Regions from separate parts of the Homo sapiens genome. Here all the other regions are linked to region 1. A link is a loop called in an ENCODE intact Hi-C map of the cell type or tissue named here. Cell type or tissue: Calu3. All regions are shown on one strand.

Region 1 (8,000 bases):
GCTCCTCTGCTGTGGTCCCTGCTTCCATTCTCTTTATCTATGTGGGTTCAGATCTTTAAAAATTTCTGTATTGTTATTTAAGTAGAGTTGGAAAGAGCATAGTTATATATACATGCTCTGATTGAACTTGTTTGAACCCATCAGAGTACTCTTACTGTACCAAATCAGCAGCATGTGACAGTGTTGATCCTGTCCTCTTTTTAGAAACATTCCTCACTTGGCTTCCAGGATATCACACTGAACAAAGTTTTTTTTCTACTTTTCTGACTGTTCATTCCCATTGTTTAATCTTTCATTTCCCCAAAGATTAACTTGTCATGAAAAAATCAAAATATGGCATTTCTACCAAATAATATTAACTAAAGTGCAAGAGCAGATAGGATGACAAAACTGAAAGACTACATGTCAGGTTTCACATATAGCGAAGAATAACTATAAGACAGCTCACAAATGAGAGTGAAGTATATACTTTTCAAAGATATTCACTTAGCACTCAAGCAAGTAAAATGATTTTAAACTTTTTCTGTTTTCTGAAATATTGTTATAAGGTTCAAACACCTAAAAAATATGAACACATTTTAACTTACCTCTAATAATTAGGGAAGAAAATTTAAAAACACACAAACTAAATTCATGCTTATTGAATTTTTTTCAATTATAGATTATATCCAACTCTGTCAAACCAGTTTCTATATAAGAAAGGAGAAAAACCTATTTGTAAACTATAATAAATCAATATGCCTGAATCAAATTTCCTTTGTTAGAATAGAATATGCTACGTGATAAAGGACTGAAAAAATAGTTTGGAATGAAAGAAATTGGAAAAAAGATATAACTTTATAGACAAAACTTCAATCATTGTATTTTTTGATCATTGACTCGTGAGGTTATATTTTCAGAAATATTTTATTTGGTCATCTTAGATGATCTACAAAGATTACCTATTGTGAATATGTATTATAATTTTTTAAAAATATACCTGAGTATATTTTATGCCATTCAAATCAGAATTTGTACCAGAGAGCTAAATATTCTGTATAAGTGATAAATACCTTGTCCAAGCCATAGTAATTATTGCCATTAGCCAAGTGAACCTAGTATCACCTTCATTCATTACACAGTCTATCATGTTCTCAGAAAGGACGCAAGGACAATTTAGCAAGGATGTGTAGTTTATCATGTTTATAGCCAGGAGGCCAGGAAAATTTATGCAGGGAAAATTTGGCAAAGAAAATTTAGTGTTAGAGTTATAAACACAGTAATTCCTAACATGTTAGTCCTTAAATGGATTACTGTAAAGAAGGTAGTAAGTTTAGGTCAGAGCTATAACATATAGAAACAAGAATGATTCATATACTTTTAAGACAGTATTCAAATCAATGAGTTACTATCTATTTTTCTTCAACAACTGCTTACGCATGTGGCAATATGAGCCTAAGACAGGTGCTGATGCCTTAGTCACTTGGCCACACAGTTTTGTGGTTTACGAGTCATGGGAATTGCTTGTCTTACTCTGACTGCTAAAGTTCTGTCCTATTGTCTTTTCATGTAATAGCAACATGACTCTGATGACAAAGCCCAACTAATTACACAACTTAATTTAATAGTTTAAAGCGCAAAGGGCATTCCCTGAGCAGTAAAATCTTTTGTTTGGAAATTTTAAAACAAATTATATTTTACTTTATGTTTTATATTTACGTAATAAGTATTTACAAGAACACAATTTTCTCAAGATTTAAACTGCTCATTGTTCCATAAATAGGACACACATTTAGAAAGAGGATTTTTTTTTAAAGGAATATTTTAGTGATTACTTCTGGCTAAAAACATGAAACTCTTTTAGTGCTTGATGTTACTGGAAACTTGCTCTAGATTATTTTTTGAATCTTTGCTGTGAGGTTAAGAATAGAAATGTTTTCACTCCCAATTATTGCTTTGAATTAAGATTTTGTGTCTGGGTGAAATTTTCCTCTGGCTTAATGCATGACCAGGCTGGTAGAAATGTTTCACCTAAATCCTCTTATTTTTGTTAAAACATTCATAATCCCAAACCCTAATAGTTGGAAGTGCATGTGATAATTGTTAGTCCCACTCCTGTCCTCATTTTATAAATTCCCCTGACAACAGCCTTGCTTAAGATTATCACCTAACTTCTGTTTGATTTCTTCCAGTGATAGAGAAGTTTCTGTTCAATTTAGGCCTCTTGGGTCATGTTACCAACTGTTTTTACCCTAATACAGATTCCTACATATCAAAGGGTTTTGTGGGTTGGACCAAGGAGCAAGAAGGCTTTACCTTAAAAGGTCAGGAATGTAAATTGCCCAAGGTGAACTCTGATTTAAAAGAAAAGGGCACCATTGTTCCAGTGGGATTGTGATTATGATAGTTAATAGAAAACATTGTCAGCCATGTTGGCTCTGGGGATGAAGAAGAAGAGGGTGTTTTCCAAGACTGGGATTGATGTTAGTATCCTGTGAGTGTAAAGTGTTCTAATATCTGGCCTGTTTTCAGGAGAGCTGAGGCAACTGAGGCAGCTTACTGAGCCAAAGTTCTTACTAGCCTTATTTCCTTTCCTTTATTAATTCTATTATTTTAATGGCTTTTTGTTAACACTTAGAGGTAAGGAATACAGTTTGCCAAATACATAGCAAGTCATCCTGTCAAAAACAGATATTTCAAGATAAAACTCCTTGGTCTGAAAAGACAGATTCAAAAGAAATTGTAGACAGTTTCTACTATCAATGATTTTACAGACTGATGGAGATAAGACAGGAGATAACAACCTCGTAGATAAAGCATATAAAACATGAAAGCTTTTATAACTTTATAGAATGTAAATATTACGTATTAACATAAACTCTAGAGTGCACAGGTGCATCAAAGCAGAATGGGATTGAGAACCTTTCTACAAAAAGGATGTAAAGAATATGACTTTTCAGGGTTGAGGGAAAGATTTTGGGGAAGGAAGAGGTGCTCTTTAGGAGGTACCGATGGGGGATCCTGTGATAATCAGCATATCCTCGCAAAGCAGAAGGGTTGAAGGGAGTTTGTCTGTGAATAGAGCCTTGCTGACTTGGGTAGCATTTCTTCTTTTTTTCCCACTTCTTGGTGGTCGTTTCTTCAAGAGGATTTGGACTTACCACTCAGGAAGACCTGGTATAGACTGCTTTACTGTGCATCTGGGCTAATGGGGTTTGATTGTTGAAGGCCTTAGTGGTCTCTTTTTGAGGACCCCTTTTTGTCATCTTCCCTTATGGGGTCTGTGCTTGAGATCAGTATGGTAGCCTGACCCCTGACTCCCCCAACCCCACCATGCAGTGTGACCCTTTTCCAGGTGTTTAAGCCTCTTCTCTGGGACACCTTGTACAATACTATACTACATTTCCTCCTGACTTGAGCTTGCAGCCTTCATTCCTGTGCAGGTAGGCAGACAGCTTTAAAGATTTGCTCTTAGAGGGATTATTTTTGGAACTTAGGACTCTGGGGATTTCCTGAGCTGAGAATGACTTTGCCCAGGAAATAATGAATTGAATCATTGTCTGTCTTTTGACCCTCAGATCACCTTTTTTATTTTGCAATCTCTGCCCAGTCACTAGGTATCAGCCTGGCTGCACCCACTGATAATACCTTTGTATGTTTTGTAATTGAAAGGCCAATTTCAGGCCCATTTCAACTGGGGCTGTTGGAACTTCACCTGCCCCCTACAGGGAGGTGAGGTTTGTGAAACTGGGAAACTGGAATAACAAGTGAATTAACACACCCATCCCTCCAACACCACCCACCCACTGCAGGCTTCGTAGACTGATTGATGACATTTCCTAATATAGCAGGGGTAAGATGACTTATTTTGAAAATAGAATTAAAACTTTCCCTTTTTAGGAGCAAGCATCACTTTGGCAACACCATCAACCCCAAGCACATTAGTTCTTGTGGTCAAAACATTAACAGGGTGCTTTGTTAACAAAATGTTCAGGTCATGATAAGGCCAACAAAGGAACTGTAAGACTTTTTATGAGCCGAGTCTTTCCAAATAGCACTCCAAGTTAAAAGTACTGAGAGCAAAAGTTTCTTCTGTAATAAGGCCCAGATGATCTGGGGTGAGAGTTTTCAGGAGTGGGCAGAGGTGTTGGGGTGTTGCATTGACCAAAATAAGCCACCTCATGGAAAGCGGGAAACAATTGGTAGGTCCCCAAAGTGTGCAGCTATCTGAACAGTTGGAGTAAAGGATTTCAGATAGCCTCACTAATTAGCCTACTTGGGCAGTTTAGAAGAGTGGAGGGCCTTTTAAAGAGGTCCCAGGGAGTGCTAAATGCTGGGGGAGTTTATTGCTGTGCGTGTAAGCAATGGTACTGGACAGGGAATTGAAATGAGATCCTGTGATCTGCAGAGCACCTGCTCTGGGAACTCATCTTTATGGAACCTTCCCTGACTCTAAACTCTGATTATTTTCCTACTCTATCAGCTCACCGTTTTTAATAAGAATTATAGATTAACTGTTAGCACTTATAGAGTGCTTCATCTTTTTAAGGCACTGGGGACGATACGTGGGGAAGGAGGGTGGGAGGGAGGGGAAGCTGATGCGAGCAACCTGAGAGAGAGTTACCTCAGCCCTTAGTGCGAGTCGCAGCTCTAGCTGTATGTTGTTAGACTAATCATGAAGCCTTTATGGGATTCTGTCTTGCCATCTGGAAAATGAGATAATTGGATGAGATGTCATTTTGGTCTTGAAAATGACTAATAATAATAGATTATATTTATTAATGCCCTAATATATCTTATTTGGCTTTATAATAATCCTTGAGGTAGGCATAGCACAAAACATGATCTCTGCTTTAAAGAGGAGTAATATGAGACTCAGAACTGTGAAGTGATTACCTTATGAAGCACAGGTAATGCACAGTGCAAACTATGTTAAGAATCCAGGATTTTTGATTTCTAGTTTTTTCTATACCTCTCAAAAATTGTACTTTGATACACTAGAGGTCTTCTTTGAAATAAGTACTTGAAGGCAAGGAGGGTATATTATATGTGTTCTCTAATTCTCCACTGCTTAATAAATATTGGTCACTGACTGGCTAAATAGAAGCTTTGGGACATTAGGTGACAATGTTCTTACTTTGAAGTCCAGAGCATAATCATGGTAACAGTTACAGGTTTTGAACTGCTATACTATGCCAGAAACATTACATATAATACTTCAATTATTGTTATTATTTATTTGAAAGGTGAAGAACCTGAAGCTCAGAATGGCAAATCACACAACCAATATGGTGAAGCTGGGATGCAGACTGAGGCTGCCTGTTTCCCTTGATGGCAATAACTTGCTTGTCTGACCCTTTCTCTCCCCCTGTATCTTTCTCTTGGTGCTTTCTCTTGGTTCCTTCAGACCTTCTTGGGCTCCCTCAACTGAAGGAAAGTAGCTGAGAAAGATTGTAGACCCAGCCAGTGTTGTAGGAGGATTCTGTGGGTTCCAAGAGTAGGGTGAACCTGAACCTGGCTCTCTGTTGTTGTCACTATGGAGGAAAAGTATTTCTTTAAGATGAGAGGCTGCATAGTAACTAGGGTTAAATGCAATCAGAGGCAGCCTGACAAAGAATTTCCTTGTCCAAAAACACGAAACAGGGACAGCAGCTTGTGTGGGATCAAGCAGAAAGGAGTGACAGACCTGGTTTTGTGTTTGCACATTATTAAACAACTTTAAGTATATGTAATATTAACACTGTGGGTCTTTGAGATCATGTCTTTCTTCCTGGTCCACTCAAGTTTGAGGAACATTGTTCTAATTCAAAGAGTAATTCTAATTGTAGATCTTGAAGGTCAAGAGAAAGGAGAAAACATGGTAGGTGAGTAGGGGAGGTATTTGCAGGCAATCCCCTGGAAATAAGTCACATTTTTTCCTTGATTCATATATTTATTTGGTAATGAAGATTTATTTCTAAGTGAAGGATAGAGTCAGTAGGACTAGTATAGATAAGCTGTTTTGGTCAGCAAAGTTTATCTTTACTCCTACAGTCTTCTCCAGGAAGCCATCACAAATCTTTTTGGCACTCTTCATGCTCTTTTTTCAGGGGACTCTTCAGCTTCTAGAATGGTGAGCAATGACCTGGTTAGGAGCCAGGCTTCTTTTGCATGTCCTGGCCCCAGACTATTCTTAACATCCACCTAAAATACATATTGCATATCTTTTGAGCCTGTGTATTCTAAGGAGAGGTCACTTGTTTTATCTTACTGATATGCTTTTCTAATTTTTAAATATTCTCTCATTCATCAATACTTAATTTTTCTATCTAATGTTCTTCTATTCTCTTTCTTACTGCTTTCCAGGGTAAAAGCTTGCTGATAAAATAAATGAGACCATAATTTAAGATAATGGCTTTAGGGTTTAGTTAGCCCTTTTTATTAGTCTGTTCCTTTGCTGCTATGAAGAAATACCTGAGACTGGGTAATTTATAAAGAAGAGAGGTTTAATTGACTCACAGTTCTGCATGGCTGGGGAGGCTTCAGGAAACTTACAATCATGGTGGAAGGCACCTCTTCACAAGGCTGCAGGAGAGAGAATGAGTGTAAGCAGGGTAAATGCCAGATGCTTATAAAACCATCAGATCTCATGAGAACTCACTTACTAACATGAGAACAGCATGGGGAAACTGCCCCTATGATCCAATCATTTCCTGCCAGGTCCCTTCCATGACATGTGGGGATTATGGCAACTCTAATTCAAGATGAGATTCGGGTGGGGACACAACCAAACCATATCACCCTCCATAATGATATGTGCATTTTAAAATATCCTTCTGAAGAAAATGCTTTATTTCCAAAGCTTTACTTTAATTGTGAGATTTGGAGCTCTATAATTTTCTTGTCAGAGCACAAAGGTCTTTCATAGCTTACCAAATAACATAATATAGGCAGCTTACTGGTTTACAGCACAGAGGGCAGAGCATCACTACTTATTTTGGTGAGACTGATAAAGTCAGATGTATCTTGGGCACAAAGTAACTATAATTTTGTTTGATTTTATCTAAATTCAAGATAAAGCAGTATTCTTTTTTTTTATTTAATTATGGAAACACCTTGCTTTGGGATCTATAAAAATATCTAAATTCAACTTCGAAACAACCAAATAGTTTAATTAAATTCCTAGAATTGTAGAGTGATACAAGAAGTGGGATGTTGAACTAAAAAGCTACATCAAATTCTGATTTTGGAAAAGAAAGCAATGTAATATTTTGGTTGCATCTTTCAGGTGACTATAAAATGTTGACTTAAACATTGACAAATTACAATTAAATATTACCTAGGAAAATTGCTGTTTTAATTATATTGACTTAGACATCTCACTCAAGTTGATTGTGAAACTACCTTTTTATTATCTAGGAATCTTTCATATATGTTGTAGGAGTTTTGTTAAATATCCGCATAGATCTTTGTAATGTTTAGTCACTTTTTTCCCTTGATGTTTTATTTTCTGACACAGCTTCAAATTCTGCATTTGAATCTTGAATACTTCTCTCGTGACCTTTAGTTTTCTGATCACGAGAGCTCATGAAGTGCTGGGTAAAATTAATGAAAAATGACCTTAAATCTTGAATTTCAAGTATTAATAAAGAAATATTCTTCCAACTTTTATAAAAAGTCAATGCCTATTAATGATAAAAATTTCTCTGTAAACTAGTATTTAAATAGAACTTGCTTAACCCAATAAAGTCATCTATAAAAAAGCTTACAGTTAATATTTTATTTAATGGCAAAATGAAATACTTTGCCTAAGATCAAAATAGGGAAGGATGCCCATTGTCATCACTTCTCTTCCACATTATATCAAAGTCCTAGCCAGTACAATAAGGAGAAAGAAATAAACTCATGTAAATTTGAAAAGAAGAAATAAAACATTTTATTTGTAGATGATATGATCATGTATGAAGAAAACTCTATGGAACCCACAAAAAAACTCTTGGAAATAATAAGTGAATTTAGTCAAATTGCAAGATCCAAGATTG
Region 2 (8,000 bases), 240 kb after region 1:
CAGCACACCAACATGGCACATGTATACATATGTAGCAAACCTGCACGTTGTGCACATGTACCCTAGAACTTAAAAAGTATAATAAAATATATATATATTTTAAAAAGATAATCAAATTAGTAACCAACAGCATGTGCCTTGGCAAAGAATTACAAATATCGAGGTAGATCATGTCCTTCTTATGAGGGTGCTGACTCAGGATGAGAAGGAATATATTTTTAGTGCAGGAGAGTCTAAGTTGCAACTGTCCTCCAACACTGAGATTAGAATGATCAATGTACTTTTATCTCTACCAAACGTTTCTTTTTTCACAGTCAAAAAGCATAAAGGTTTGATGTCTAGGGAGATAATTCTTTGACAGACAAAATGCAAAATTTACACATGATAAACAATTATTCACTCAATTCAACTTACCAAGTGCCTATTATATATTGCTCTAAGAATATAAACAGTGAGTATAAAAAAACAAGGCTCTTGTCCTTATGGCGTTTATATTCTAGTAAGGGGAGACAGATGATAAATAACAAATAAATAAAACAAGAAAAATGTCAGGTAGAGTATTAGTATTCTACTGCTGCTATAATTTACACAAACCAATAACATAACACAAATTTATTACTTTACAGTTCTGGAGACCAGAAGTCCGAAATTGGTTTCACTGGGCTGAAATCAAAGTGTTATAGCTGGGCTGTGCTTCCTCTGCATCTAGGAGAGAATCCATTTCCTTGCCTTTTCTACCTTCTAGACACTTCCTGTATTCTTTGGCTTGTGGTCTCTTTCTTCCAACTTATGCCCTCATCATCATATGTTTTCTCCATGCCACTGAGTCTCCCACTTTTCTCTTATAAGAATCCTAATGATTATATTGAGTCAATCTGGAAAATCCAAGATTATTTCTCCATTTCCAGATCCTTAACCCAGTCACATAAAAAGTCTCTTTTGGCATATAAGGTAACATATTCACAGGTCTGGGAATGAAGATATGAACATCTTTGGAGGACCAGGATTCTGCCTAGCACAGTAGTTATAAATGAAGTGCAGAAAACTAACATTGTTGATGCCATAAAGAACAGCTGACTTGCTATTTTAGGTGGTCATGAAAATTTTCTTTGAACAGGAATATTTAAGCTGAGATCCACAGGATAAAAAGGAGCCAAACCTGGGATGGTCAGGTAGTACAGCACTCCAGGCAGAAGAAAGAGAAACAAATTTGCTTTGTCAGGAAAATAAAGAGGGCCAGAGTGGCTGGATGTGAGATGGCCTAAGAGCTAAGTGGTACAAGTAGGAATGGGAGAGATAGGGTGGAGTCAGATTATGTAGGATTTACTGAACTAGGGTAAGCAAGCAGATAAGTATCTTTGCATCAAGTATCTTCTTTAGACACATTTTAAAAAAAATGGTAGTCGCTGAAAAATAAACTACAAAATTAGGGTTAAAATGTTATGTTAAGTAACCTGATGCAGCATAGCAACTGGAAATTGAAGTTGGTATTAGTATAGATGGAGACAGGTAAGCTTAATTTGTCTTGGCAAAGAAATGGCATGGCTCCCCAAGTTTATTTAGTGGGAGAGTCTATAGGAACTAGACCAAATTATCTGCAGATATTTGCTGGTTGGTCTTTTAGGGAAGAAGAAATTGACTTTAGAAATAAACACCTGGCAATCTATGTCCTCAGTAGGAAGCAGCTTTGAAGAAAATGTCCTCTGTGAGGCTAAATGGGGAGTACGGTAATCTCTACTGAAGGAAAGGACTTCTAATTAAGTGGGTCCTACAAAGGGAAAGATGCTTAAGAGAAAATTGCATTAAAGTAGGGACACATCACCATGGTTGAAGGCCAGGTTCAGTTTCTGAAGTCTCCAGCCTTTCTAAAATGTCAGCTTGCTCTTTTTTTTTATTTTTTATTTTGGAAAATAGGAAAATAATTTAGGAACTTATCATCAGATTCTTTCAGAAGGCTTCTGTGTGGGAATTATATATGATCAAGAATTGAGAAGGTAGTCATTCTTTGTTTAATAAACATTTGATAAGTATCTGCTTGAAAGATCATTAGAAAGATAAGTGGAAGCTACTTTCCAGTACCAAGGGATTTGGAAGACATATTCTCTTAACTTTCTGTTACTCTTGTTTTGTATAAAATTGATCCTCTTAAAATCCATGTCATACTGTCAATCCATCTCATAGTTATTTTGTCCTCTACTATTCCACACTGTAGTATATTGATGATTTACAGATTTCATTAAAACTTTTAGTATATAGCCTGCAGTCTTCCTTTTAAACTCATATTATGCCATTTTTCTACCTGTCATTACTGTCTATGTAGATGACAACGTTTCTTCATGTCTACCTTAAAGATCTTTATTTTCCTCTAATTGAGCCACTGTTACCCCGGCTATATTATGAAATGTGTTGCTACAAGAAACTATTTCATTATTAAATGGCAAACTCTAATGTGCCACTCTGATTACCGCTTTTATTTTTCCTGTCATTTTATTTACTTATTCCCTCCACATCCATTCTCCAACTTTATTAAGACTTTTTTTCTGCAAATTTTCCCGATTAAATAGCACCTTTTCTAACACTTTCTTTTTTTTTTTTTTTACACCACATAAACTAGGTTGGATTTGCATTAGTCTCTGGTCAAATTACTTCCATTTTTTCCCCTAGTCTTTCTGCTATAATTGCCTGGCAAACCTTCAGTCTTGGGTAAATCTGTCTATTAAGTTGGCATCTCTATCAGTCAAAGATTGTAGCCGAATGAATGCAATAGATAACTCAAGTACAATGGCTTAACCAAATAAGATGTTTATTGTTTTAATAACAGTAGCTCCACTACGTTATTAATGTTTTGAGTTCCTTCTAGCTTTCTGCTCCACTATTATTTTCATTTGGCTTTAATCATCATGGTTATCTAATGAGAGCTTCAAGGCCATGAGCAATTTGCCATGTTCTGCCTCACATCCAAAGAGCAGTCAGGAAAAAAATTAAGGAAATAACCAGAAGAAAAGGGACAGTACCTATATTTGAAAAGCAAATCTGTTTCAGAAATGTCTCAGTAGACTTCTTTGCTGAGAACCAGTGTTAGCTTTAAGAAGGACTGTATATGTGTGTATGTATGTGCATGTGTGTACGTGTGTATGCAAATATATATTTTCTCGCAAGGAAAAAGATGAGAATAAATAAATATCGAGGAGGCCACTAACAGTATTTGCCACAGCATCATTACAAATTAATTTTTCTATGTTAACTCCGCAAGTAATCCTATATTAACCTAGTTATATACCTCTTTTTATTAGTCAGCTAGGGTTGCCATAATACAATACAATGTACTGGGTAGCTTAAACTACTGAAATTAATTTTCTCATAGTTCTGGAGACCGGAAATCTAAGACAAAGGTGCTGGCAGGTTTGATTTCTCCTGGGGCCTTTCTCCTTGGCTTGCCCATGACCACCTTTTTCTTCATCCTCACGTGGCGTTTTCATTATTTGTGTGCATCGCTGGTGTTTCTTCCTCTTGTTATAAGGACCCAAACTTACTAAATTAGGACCTCACCCTTATGATGACAGGACTTTAACATGACTTTTGGTGGGACACAATTCAGTCTATCACAGTCTTTCATTACCTGCAAAAGATATTTGAAATCTTCATCGTTTTTTACCATTCAGCTACACTCTACTTCATCCCTCATGCCAAAAAATTTGATCTGCCTTCACTCTAACTCACAGAGGAAGTAGGGACTATTATATAAGACTTCTTCAACCTTCTCCCTTTTCCTCTTCACCTGAAAACGTGCCTTTAACTGCTTTCACACATCCATTGTTTCCTCCCCTTTTAAGTTAGGTACTTAACAACAGGAGTCTTAATAATTTCAGAATTAAAGCACGCCTGTAGAATGAACGGGGCCTTCTGAAGTAATAAAGCTAGAACAACGTCAAGTAACCACAGTGAATTGTTTTCCCAAGGTTCCTGGAGAATCTTTTCAGCAGATAATAGGAACTTTAGCTTGCTTTTCCCTGATAAAGGAAGTGTTTTGTCACCATTTTCAAGATAATGATGACGTATCATATTTTCTTCTTGCATAAATCTTTCTTTTGCATTTTATTAGATGTATGGTTGCCCATCAGTATTTGAATGACATCACAATGACATCTAGTGGCTGTAGAATTTTTTTTTTAATCTCCAAGAAGTACATCTTTAATTACAGAAAGATGTTTCTAAGCTGGAAATAAGAAAGGAGAATGAACCATTATAAGTTAGTTATTTTCTTTCCAATATGTGTTGCTTTTGAACTTGACTCTTTTCCTCTCTCTTCTACATTTGTTCTAAACAGAAACAGAAAAAAGCAGAAAAATTCGACACTTGCTTGAAATTGACATATTGATGTACAGTATGACACTTCAGGGACTCTCTTTTGAGTCTGCAGAAATGAGACATTTGATACAAAAATGCTGCCAAATATTCAACAGCATTTTTTAGGCAAGAAGCTAAAGTCTACATCCATATGATTTAGACAATTTTAATAAGAAAACCAGGTCAAAGTTACCTTTTGTGTCTTTGTTTTACATAGACAATGAACAACAGGAAAATGTTGGCAATGGTGAAAGATGTTATGTGTGGTGGATGGTGGTGGTGGTGTGTAACATGAGACTTTTTGGGGGTGGGGCGGGGAATATAGCATTTTCCAATTAAGGAATCATGGGAAGCATTCATAGAACACTGCTATTGGTAAAAGGCAAAATGTATTTGGGGTATTTTAATCACCCTGAAGAAATATGTATTTTAAGTTGTTACTTTTTTTTTTCAATCTTTACATTTTAATTTTTCTCTTAAATTTTTTTTTCTTTTTTTTAAATTATTATTATACTTTAAGTTTTAGGGTACATGTGCACAATGTGCAGGTTAGTTACATATGTATACATGTGCCATGCTGGTGTGCTGCACCCACTAACTCATCATCTAGCATTAGGAAAAGTTGTTACTTTTAAATAACTAATACATTTAGATTTTATAGAAGAAAATTACATTGAGACATTTTTTAACTTTAGAAAAAAATTTGTATTAAAAATTTCTTTGGATCTTTTTGCTTTTTACACTGTGGTGAATAATATAGGACTTAGATTCTTAACCTACTAACATCTATTGTCTCAAAAACACTGACTAAATAAGATGTTCTTCAAACTTTGATGTCCTTTTAGAACAAATAATACTTCATTTTATTCGGGTCCTATTCTGAAGACCACACACAGAGAAACTGAATTCCATTTATTTTATACTTTTAGAGAGGCAAGAGGCTGAGTTAGTCATGACATATTTGAATATATGGTTTTACACCACTGAGACCTCTTATTCAGCTAGTATGATATACTAAATTACTGCTCATTTTTTCCCACTGGAATGTAGGGATTTAGAGTTCATAGTGAAAGTAATTGGGTATTTTCTCACAATTCAGAAACATATTTGAAGAATGGACTAGGACATGCAGTATATGCACCTATGTGAACTTGAAATAATTTGTGGAGAAGGGATTTAAGACCACACAGTTAGCCTCAATGCTTAGTTCTCCCCTTTGTGGCAGTTCTTCAGCTTGAGCTGGAGGATAGACCATTATCATCTGAGGAAAAGATCAATCCAGATCTGTACCACTGTTCGGGGTGCTGTGCTCATGTATTGCATTTTTGGAGGCAGCTGTTTTTCTGTTCTTTTGTTGGATGGCCATGGGTTGGATCATTTGACTGGATGGTGGCTGTGCAACAGACTCTGAAAGTTATGCATTTGAGCTCTGCATTGAAAACAAAGACTAAGAGAAGAATCATTATCAGAGTCTGCAGCCCTCATCTAAGCCAGGATCCAAGAACCCTAATTACCCCTCAAAACCAGATCCCATTCCCAATCCCTAAGCACCTCTAGCACCTGATATAGGAGTATGGGCTAGTTATCTAATTTCATATTTTCTTTGTTTGTTTCCTGAATCTGCTTAGTAATATCAAAGATCCAAAAAAGGTTTGTAGGAAAAAAGACAATACATATCTAACGTGGCTCTATTTTGAACTACTGCTCATTCAATTTCATGAACATCTTGGGAAAGCAGTTTTATGGCTTATAGATATTTTATAGTTCTCCTAGTCAATAGCAAGTAGGATTCTTCTCACTCCTGGAGTCTTTCACAGAGGATAAAAAAGAAATGTTTGGAGAAGAAGAGAGCTGTTTGGAATTCTCTTGCAGGGGTTAAAATTTGTACCCTCCAAATCTATAAAAATACAAAAAAATTACTTGGCAGGAAAAAAATTTGGACTTCAATTGAGGTCAAAGTCTTTCCTTTCCTTCTGTAGTGAAATCACCCACATCTTTATTTGTCTCTTCTTTCTTCTCTCGCTCTTTTACTCTCTCTCAAGAACAGCCAATAGCCAAATTGACCTTTATCTTGAAGGTAGACACCAATTTACTGACATAAAAATCCTGTCTGATTTAAGGGCAGTAGCCAATAGGAGTTTGAGCTGAGTAGTAGATTACTAATCATTAAGGACCGTAAACTCTTTTGGCCAAAGACTCTTATGAAATTGTCAAATAGTATTGTAATGGTATTTTTTTTTCCATTCAATAAGAGTAGTACTGCACCACACAATCCCTTTTTTATTAGAGAGATTATCAAATAGATCTATAGCAAAAGAGCTTGGTGTTGAGGATAAGTAGTGCTTCTCTTTGTAAGGTATATAAAAGTGAGATAGCCACCAAATATGCATCATCTGTACACTAGTTCTTTCCTAGTCTTATTTCTATAAAAGTTTGGTTATCAAAGCTAGCTGTGAAAAAAAAAAACCCTCAAGTTTTGTTTTGGTGGAGACAAAGTTCATCTCTAAGGTACAGCATGAAAAAGGGCCTTAGGATACTTTTTTTTTAGCCAGTTATGATAATTTTCCCCCAAAATTTCATTTACTGTAAATACCCAGGAAATTACCTTATGTATTACAAAAAAATGAGACTAAAGGAGTGCCACCCAGTTTCCTATAATACCAGATCCTTATAATACACTACTAAATGTGCATCCTTAGTCACTCCCTGACAAAAATCCAGTGCCTGGCTGGTTTTCTAAGGATTTGAATAAAACATATAGACACAACATGAAGTGGCTGAGGATGTAAAAATCAATATTAAAGAGAGAGACAATGGTAACATGTTTATTTCAGATATCATAGTTAGATGTTAGCTCTGTTAACAGAACCTTAAACTAGCAAAGAGGAAAGGAAAAACAACCAAGTAGGAAAATGGAGAAGGAAAAAGACAAAGTGTGATAATTTGTAGTTGTGGCTGCTTGTGGGTCTTGAGTGAAAGCTCTTTTTTCCTGTGGTTGTCTACTTGATTTCAGGCCTTTAAAAGCTACTAGTGCCTCCTGAAAGTTGTTTATTTATGAAAGATTCCTAAGAATCTTCACTCTTATATCTCCCAGTTGGAGACCACTCCATGTATCAGAGGGTAAAATATGGTATCTTTTTTTAGCTGGAAGATATGAATCAATAATCAAGATATACATGACATATGATAGATATTTAGATCAATGGAGCATACTACATAGTCAGAAATAGCTCACACATATATAGTCAATTGATTTTGTACAATGATGCCAAGATAATTCAGTGGGGAAATCAATAAATCATTCAGGACCAATTAGATATTCATAAGGATAAAATGAACCTCTACTGTTACCTCAAACAATATACAAAAATTTAATAGAAATGGGTAATAGACTTATAAACTAAGGCTACAAAATGAGCTATTCAAAGGAACCTGTGGCTTTTGACCTCCTCCTTGTCACACTTTTACAGTTTTGCTAGGATTATGCTAGTAACAGATGAGGCATGTACCAGTGACATCCGCAGTAAGTTTATAAAGCTTTCATGTAAAAAATTGGAAAACTTTTCTTTAAGTCTTCTGGCATCATGATGCAGCTGTTCTGAAAAACAGTAGATAATCCTTATATAATTTGTCACCTGATTTGTTTCAGTATA
Region 3 (8,000 bases), 130 kb after region 1:
TCCAGAGAATATTTTTTATCATCAGTAAATATACTTTTCACCCTTTCCTCTTGATTCACATAAATTTAATAAAAAGGGTTTAAAAAATGTGTGCTGGCCTGCATTTTATTATGTAATAACATTTGCATGGTACCGCTTTTCTGTTTCTCACTTCATCAGTACTGTTTTTCATTTGGGTGGACCTCCTCAGCTGTGATGGTGTTGGAAAAAAGCATCTGTAGTTGTGCAATCATCAACTGAAAGCTGCTCTGTTTCCACGTAACTATATGTCTTTTTGAGACCAAATGGGAGATGCTTAATGTTAATAAATAAGCAGTTTCTGCATAAATAAAGACCAGGCCCTGAAATATATAGACTTGATTATTTTTTTTCTGTCCCAAGTCAAATGGATTCATAAAACAAGCGATAAAGCTGTGAATTATACACTTAGTTACAAATGCATTCAGAATAAATGTGGTTTCTATTTGTAAATACAAATACTATAGTGCTATGGGACTCAACCTTAATCCATTACAGTAGAGAAAAATACAAATATATGACCCTTGTGCATAAAACACATTGGTACCAAAGTACTATAGCAATGGATAACACATTTGTTTTTGTTTTTAACGCCAAAAATGTGGTTCAAAGTCCTGGAAGACGTGGTCAACTCACCTCTTTTTTGGCCTTCTGCTTAACCCTGCAACCTTTAATATTCAATGTGACCAAATAGGTACATCACATGGTGATTTTCATACAAGCTGCATATATTTGCATGCTTTTAAGAATGCGGCCTCAAGGCCGGGCATGGTGGCTCACGCCTGTAATCCCAGCACTTTGGGAGACTGAGGGAGGCAGATCACCTGAGGTCAGGAGTTCGAGATCAGCCTGGCCAACATGGCAAAACCCTGTCTCTACTAAAAATACAAAAATTAGCCAGGTGTGGTGGTGAGCACCTGTAGTCCCAGCTACTTGGGAGACTGAGGCAGGAGAATTGCTTGAACTCGGGCGACGGAGGTTGCAGTGGGCCAGGATGGTGCCACTGCACTGCAGCCTGGGCGACGGAGCAAGGCACCCTCTCAAAAAACAACAACAACAGAAAAAAACACAAAAAATGGCCTTTAAAAAAGTAGTGGTGCTATCTTTTTTTAAAAAGAAAATGTTTTATACTTCTATGAATGCAGAAACTGAGGACTTTTACAAAGAAGAGACTATGTTAGCTATTATTTTCTATTGCCATGAGATTAAATTTTTCTACTGTTTGAATAATTTGTACAAATACTCTTTTACTGCAATTTTTTTCTCATTTCTGTAAAAGAGACCATAAAGTCATGATTGACCACAGTAACCAATGGTTATCCTAGATCAGATTTTGATGTTCCAAATTCACTAGTTCAACTTTACTTGACAATCAAAATGATGGAGAATTCAAGCTAAGAGGAAGCAAAACACTGTTTAAATACATATAGCTCTGGCAATTGTCTGGGATAACTATATGGATTATGAAAATCATATGAAAGGTAATAGATACATGTTTGACAATAGAGTAGTTCAAAGTTACTTCTGTTCTGAATGGTCTACTTTACAAAAAGAAAATATAAATATAAATTAAAATATAAATCATTATATTTGATTTATGACCTTTCCCTCTATTTAACAAGAAAAGCCAGTTTACAATGATACAATTTTGGCAAGCTATTTTCTTACTTTTAAAAATAAACTCATTTAAAATGTGTGTCTAATAATCTTTTTAATTTTAGAGGTATATTTGGAAAATTTAGTGTTTCAAGACTATTTATAAATAACATTAAAATATAATTTTTAAAATTAATGCATTATGAAACAGGGGGTCCCTATTAAGAAGACTTATGTGTTTTATGAAGTTCAGATAGATTTCAAGTGGTCCAGCTGGCAACCGTCTTCCACCCAGCCTGTATTTAATACTTATTATATTTAATTATCTCCCTTTCAATCTGAATCCAGCACCTATGTTCTTTAACTATATAAATATAGTAGTTATATAGACCCCTAAAAAGTAGGATGGTGACTAAAGTCACTTATGCACCAATATAAATTTTTAATTCTGAAAATTAGATTATATTATATCCCCACCCAGAAGACTTTAAATGCACTTCTTACAGCTACAGGAGAAAAATCCAAACATGTTGTACTTCATAGTATAGCTATTGATTGCCTATTCTTTTACCATTTAACATTCACCTTAGGATTTAGTCATACTAAATTACCTGGTTACTGACTTCATTTGCTTTCTCACATCTTCATGCTTTTGTATCTTATATTCCCTTTGCATAGAATGCCTTATACTCACTTTGCTACCTGGGAAACTCCAGCTGATTCTTCAATTCTGAAATCAAATATTATTTCTTCTGTGAAGTTTTCTTCTTCAATTTCCCAATTCCATTTCTGTGGAATTTACATACCTATGTAAATTTAGGTCCTCTTTAATTAGATTACATCTTACATAGACAAGTGCATAAGCGCATGCATGCCTACACACACTCACACACACTTCCATTAGAACTATAATGACATTTTAATGTGTGTTCTGAATTTGCCTGGTTATCGCTTCTATTTGATCATAAGACTCTTTTAAGATGAGGAAAATTTCCTCTTATTATATACTTGTTAAATTAAAAAAACACATTAATATGTGATAGCAAGTTAGTAAATGAATTTCTTAACGTAGTTAAAATTTATTTGAAACCGCAGATCAATGATAAGTTACTCATTCAATGGACTTTCTTTATTCTACATGAACCTGTTTATACGCTCATACTCTAAATTGCACTCAGTAACAAAATGAAGAATATAATTCAGGTCAGCTTGCTATTTAAATATGAAACTATGTTACCTATGTGACAAATGTTTCTAAATTCTTTTTTTCTTCACGTTTTCATTTAAGTTCAGGGGTACATGTGCGGGATGTGCAGGTTTGTTATATAGGTAAATGTGTGCCATGGCGGTTTGCTGCACAGATCATAAATAGATTTCACCTTTATGCTTTCTATAAAAAGTATCTGAAACTGAAAGTAAATAATAATGGAGATGATAAGATGATATGAGCACAAGGTGTCTTATGTATTTTGGAGACTCTTTGAATGGGGTATTCAAACTGTTGGAAGGCAGGCGTCCAAATACTCTCTTGCTACTTAAAGTCATTTTTCAATGAGGTGATAAATAGATAAAAGCAAACATGTATATTTTGGAATGTTTGGATCTAGGCAAGGCACGTATGATGTGTTAATTTTCCTGCCACTTTAAGTATTCTTTAAAAATTAGTGCTTTCTATATATTCTCTTTTGCTTTTGTTGAGAAAAGAAATTTACATTTTCATCTTCCTACTATGTGTATTCTGTACTTGAAAGCAATGTCCTCATTCACCATTAATTAGTCTATTTTGAACTCGCTACATTTGTCTTTAGTCCCACCAAAGCATCTAAAAGAACCAGGAGTTAAAACACTTAGTTGTCACAAAATCAGGGAATTGAAAAGATATGCTTATCTTTTTTATTACTACTGTCAATTTATTCCCTTGAATTTTAAATAGTAGAATGTCTTCTTTTATTCTTTGTTCATGTCTTTAGAAGGATTACAGCTACTTTTAATATCAATGCTATAGTTGCTATTAAAGTTAGGCTTACTTTTGTTTATTTGGGTTTAAAACATTTTATGATCTTAGGTACGATATACCTTTTGAGAATTAAAAAATCAAGAGCCCATTCATGTTTGATTGAAAATTATAGAAACAGCTTTTAAATTAACTCAAGTGAAAAATAAGATTCATAGGGGAGATGCTGGAGTTGACCACATAAAGGAAGATATGAGGCACTAGGACAGCCTTAGGGGTTTCAGACTCTCAACCTCTAATAGTGCTTCTTTCTGGGTGTCAGGGACATAGCTGCTGGAAGTTCTAGGGTCTCATGCTTTCAGCTTCATAATCAGGGAGAAAAGATAGTATTTTATCATCTCTAGCAGAAAAATCATAGGGAAGAATATGAATTGACTCACCTGGAAGCATAGACCTATTCCTGAACCAATTCCTGTGCCCAGGACTAAAGCATTCTTTGAGTGGTACAGCCTGGGTCACATGATTCCACCTACTGTCAAGATGTGGAACTGTTTTTCAAAGGAGGGTGACTAGGCCAGACCAACAATGGCAATAGCCACTACAAAGAGAAACTAATTATTTTATTTTATTAGTACTCCATTCTGTAACATTATAGAGAATATAGAGAGCTGATTTATATGAGGTGCTAAATATTTGTAATGCTACTATTGTTTTAAAGATGGAAATATTTTCTCTGTACATAATTTAAATGTGCTCTGGCTAAGGATCATTATGGAAAAAAAAACTACTATTAAGGCCAGATACCAAAGTGAAAATTTAATTGAAATATTAGAATGTAATGGGTTGTGAAATTCTAAAGTGAGATGCAAGACCAAAATGAAAATTTTCAAAGGAAATGTCTGTGAATGGGCTTCTTGACTAAAAATCCCTTTGACTAAAAACCCTTGACTAAAAAACCGTCTCATTGGGAATATAAACAGCAAAGAGAGTAGAGGGTGAGGAAAGATTTGTAAAGAGGATTTTTTGAACAAACCCATGATTGCCTCTTCATCTTAAGTCAAGGCAGAGGATTTCTAACCAATTCCTCTGAGAGGCTGAGCAATGGCCCACAGTTAGGGAGTCCCAGAGAAGTACAGAAAACAGTGGAGTGGCTAGCTGCATGGAGGTAGAATGAAGCTTTGCTACTGGGGTTGTCCCATTGCCCCAGATATTGTGGAGGTCAAGGATGCCTGAGTGTTTCCTGTACATCACATATGGCCAAGAGAGGGATTTGACATAGATGCTTTATAAGATACTGTGAATGCAGGTCCACAGATGGCAAGGGAGTCTCAGGTGAAGTTAGAGGTGAAGCACCAGATCCCTTACAGCAGGAGAAGTGAGCAACCACTGAAATGCCATGCCTTCACCCTAGTCAATGTTACTGCACGTCAGAGAGCACCTGGAATGGGACATTCCAAAAAATATACAAAAATTTCCTAGAAGAGAAAGTGCTAACTTTCAACATTTGCCAGCCCTTAAAACACACAAGGCAACTTAAGATAGTAGTGGTCAAGTATTTAATAAAAACTTCCTGCCCCCAGTCATCCCTCTTCCCTCCTCTGACACTGGAGGAAAGGTTCAAAACCACAGTTAGCAAGATGGTGGTGCAGGAGTGAAGGTTTAAAGGAAAGTGCAAGAGAGAAAAAAATATAAAAACGTACCTCCCCTCCTTTATTGGCCTCTTACTTACAACAGGCCTATGTAAACCAAAAATAAAATTCTAAGCCCCCCAACTGACTGATGGACTCCTCTATCACGCAAGGCCATTCAAAAGTTAACCTGAAAAGCTAGTTTAGGCCATGATGGGAAGCAGGGGTTAGACATGCCTCATTATACCCTCCTCCCTTAGGAATTCAGGTGCAACTCACCAACATTAACAATAAAACAGAGATTTTTAGACTGATAAAACAGACATTTTGTAGCAACAAGACACCAAATCCCAACCTAACTCTAGTATAGCATCACATAACAGACAGCAGGCCCTGAAAGAAATGGAGGTATTTTATCCCAAAGTATATTTCTTTGACATATTTTGAAATGTCCCTAAAAAGTTGTTCTTACAGGGAAACTGTACGTTCTGTAGAGAATCCCCTTCTCTTTCCAGGTCTTTTCCCTTATCCAGGAGATAATTAACTAAGAGTCTGGCATCTTTTTAGGTCTGGTAAGAGCTCTGAAGCATTCCTTTCTGTTGATTCCAGGTCTTTAGATAATAACTCAACCAACTGTCAATCAGAAAATATTTGAATCCACCTATGACCTGGAAGCTCCCCACCACTCCCACTTCAAGTTGTCCCACCTCTCTGGGTAGAAGCAATGCACATTTTACATGTATTTATTGATGTCTTATGTCTCCCTAAAATGTTTAAACCAAGTTATAGCCTGACCACCTTGGACACATGTTCTTAAGGTCTCCTGGGGCTGTGTCACAGGTAGTGGTCCCTCATATTTGGCTCAGAATAAATCTCTTCAAATATTTTACAGAGTTTGACTCTTTTCATTGACACCTACAGGCTCCACCTGGGGAACCAAGAATAGATCTAATTTTGAATGGAGTTGGATGCTTTGATAATTACCTGAGACTTAACATTTGAAGCTTTGAAACCCACAGTGATTCTAGTACTTTTTCTTGTTGAAAACTGAGAGCAGTCATGGGGCTACCTGTGCTTTATTCCAAGGTCAAAGAGAAGAGCTCAGACTGCTGAATAAATTGAAAGGAAAAGTGGGTGAAAAAAAGTACTTTCTGATTACAACCTTTGAGTTCTGTGATTTAGCTGTTTGTTCTTTAGTGGATACAGTTCCTTAACTAGATTATGAGGTTCTTAGGGTATTCCTAACTAACGAATTCTTGCAAAATGGTGGACATTTTCCCCTATTATCAGTTTGACACATGGAAATTTTGTGTACTAGACTATTTGTGTCTATGTATATCAGTGTATGTATATTTTATATTTTTTTATTATTTAAATCCTCTGGTGTTCCATATAACATCAATTATAGGAATGGCTTTATTGAACTTAAAAATTATTTGAGTCAGACTCATATTATAAAAGCAATAGAGAAAAATCAACCCCTAATTGGAACTTGCAAAATGTATTTTTACAGATTAAAATGAAAAACAAAATGTCATTTGAATGCTTTAATTGGTTTCAGTGTTACAACTGCAAGCCAGATGGTTCCTTTTCAAGTAGTTTACAATGTCTTTGCTGAATAACTGAATTACTAAAGCAGCTGTGATTATTAACATTTACCTAAACAGAAAAACATGTCTGCTATTCGTTTGTTAAGAAAGTACCTGCTTTGCAGTAGTTTGGGAAACAAATCATGATTCCAGTTCCTCTAGATAGCATAGTATTTTCATAAAATGAGAGAAAACATCAATAAGAGATGCACATATTAATTTGTATCTTAAAATGAATGCTGATTTTAAATTTTTGCTTATTGACCCAGCGTTAGCATCTCTTGTGGATTCTTTCGATTTTATGTTTCTACAATTGTATGATTTATTTATATTTTTGATTTGAAAAAGAAACACTTTTAGATGTAATACTCTGTTAATAATTATCTTTAGTTCCTGGTTAAAACATTATATTCTGGAAGTAAGTAGTCCTTACAGAAATTTGTTTCTGTTATAAGCTGAGGTATTCTAACTCTATACTCTTAGCAAGGGTAAATTTGATACTGAATGTAATCTGGAGTACTGTATACAAATTCAATTCTTGAGAGAGCCAAATAAGGAAAGAAATATTTAGGGGGGAGTAATGGTGAGGTGTGCTGTTTCAGTTCAATTTTCAAAAAGATAAATTGTTAGGAAAAATTCTGATTAGGTAATGGCATTTTAAACATTCTATCACATCATTTTCTAATCAGAATTATCCTTACTAATATACTGTTTTGGTAAAAGGATTGAAACAACTGATTTTTGTCTTGGAAGTCTATGATTGTCTTGGCATTTTTGTTGATTTAGGTTTAGCTCCACAGATCTCCTCTGGGCTGTCCCATGTGTCTCTCTGTAGTCAGCTGGGTGATGGAGGGGGCTGGTTGGTGTAGGATGGTCAACATAGTGACAACTCAGCTCTCCTCCATGTGCTCTTCACATTTTAGCATGGTAGCCTGGGCGTGTTCTGGTTATGGCAAAGGAGCAAGAGCAGCAAGACAACGAGTTCCTCTGCCCAAGAACTTTTGAAACCTTTGGTTGTGCCATGTTTGATAACATTCTGTTTGACTAATGCAAGTCATATAGTCAAGCCCAGAGTCAAAGCATGGGAAAATGCCCTGCCCTTGAGAGGGGACAAAGAATTGGGGTCATTAATTGACTCTATAGGACACACATTCTTACAGGTTTACACTATTCTATAATAGTAATCCTGGGTATGACGTACTATAACGTAATTAT

What was found. A loop is a pair of places that touch in the nucleus more often than their neighbours do. Peaks named below come from ENCODE experiments on the same cell type or tissue, not always from the same donor. Only the 100,000 strongest peaks of a DNase experiment are listed, where the experiment ranks them.
Region 2: a loop joins it to region 1, with 2.8 times the contacts of the local background. A loop is called at or near these places in 3 of 110 quality-filtered maps.
Region 3: a loop joins it to region 1, with 6 times the contacts of the local background. A loop is called at or near these places in 9 of 110 quality-filtered maps.

Annotation. Positions count from the first base shown.
Region 1 is chr6:126,179,282-126,187,281 of GRCh38, forward strand. It overlaps a transcript of TRMT11 not described here. Among named protein-coding and RNA genes, the nearest start is that of CENPW, 160 kb to the right of the region's middle. In Calu3, no CTCF peak of the experiment used is centred here; DNase peaks (open chromatin) are centred at 1,470 and 3,700.
Region 2 is chr6:126,419,000-126,426,999 of GRCh38, forward strand. It overlaps a transcript of CENPW not described here. Among named protein-coding and RNA genes, the nearest start is that of MIR588, 62 kb to the right of the region's middle. In Calu3, no CTCF peak of the experiment used is centred here; no DNase peak of the experiment used is centred here.
Region 3 is chr6:126,308,355-126,316,354 of GRCh38, forward strand. No RefSeq gene overlaps it. Among named protein-coding and RNA genes, the nearest start is that of CENPW, 28 kb to the right of the region's middle. In Calu3, a CTCF peak has its summit at 4,123 (motif pointing left); a DNase peak (open chromatin) is centred at 4,087.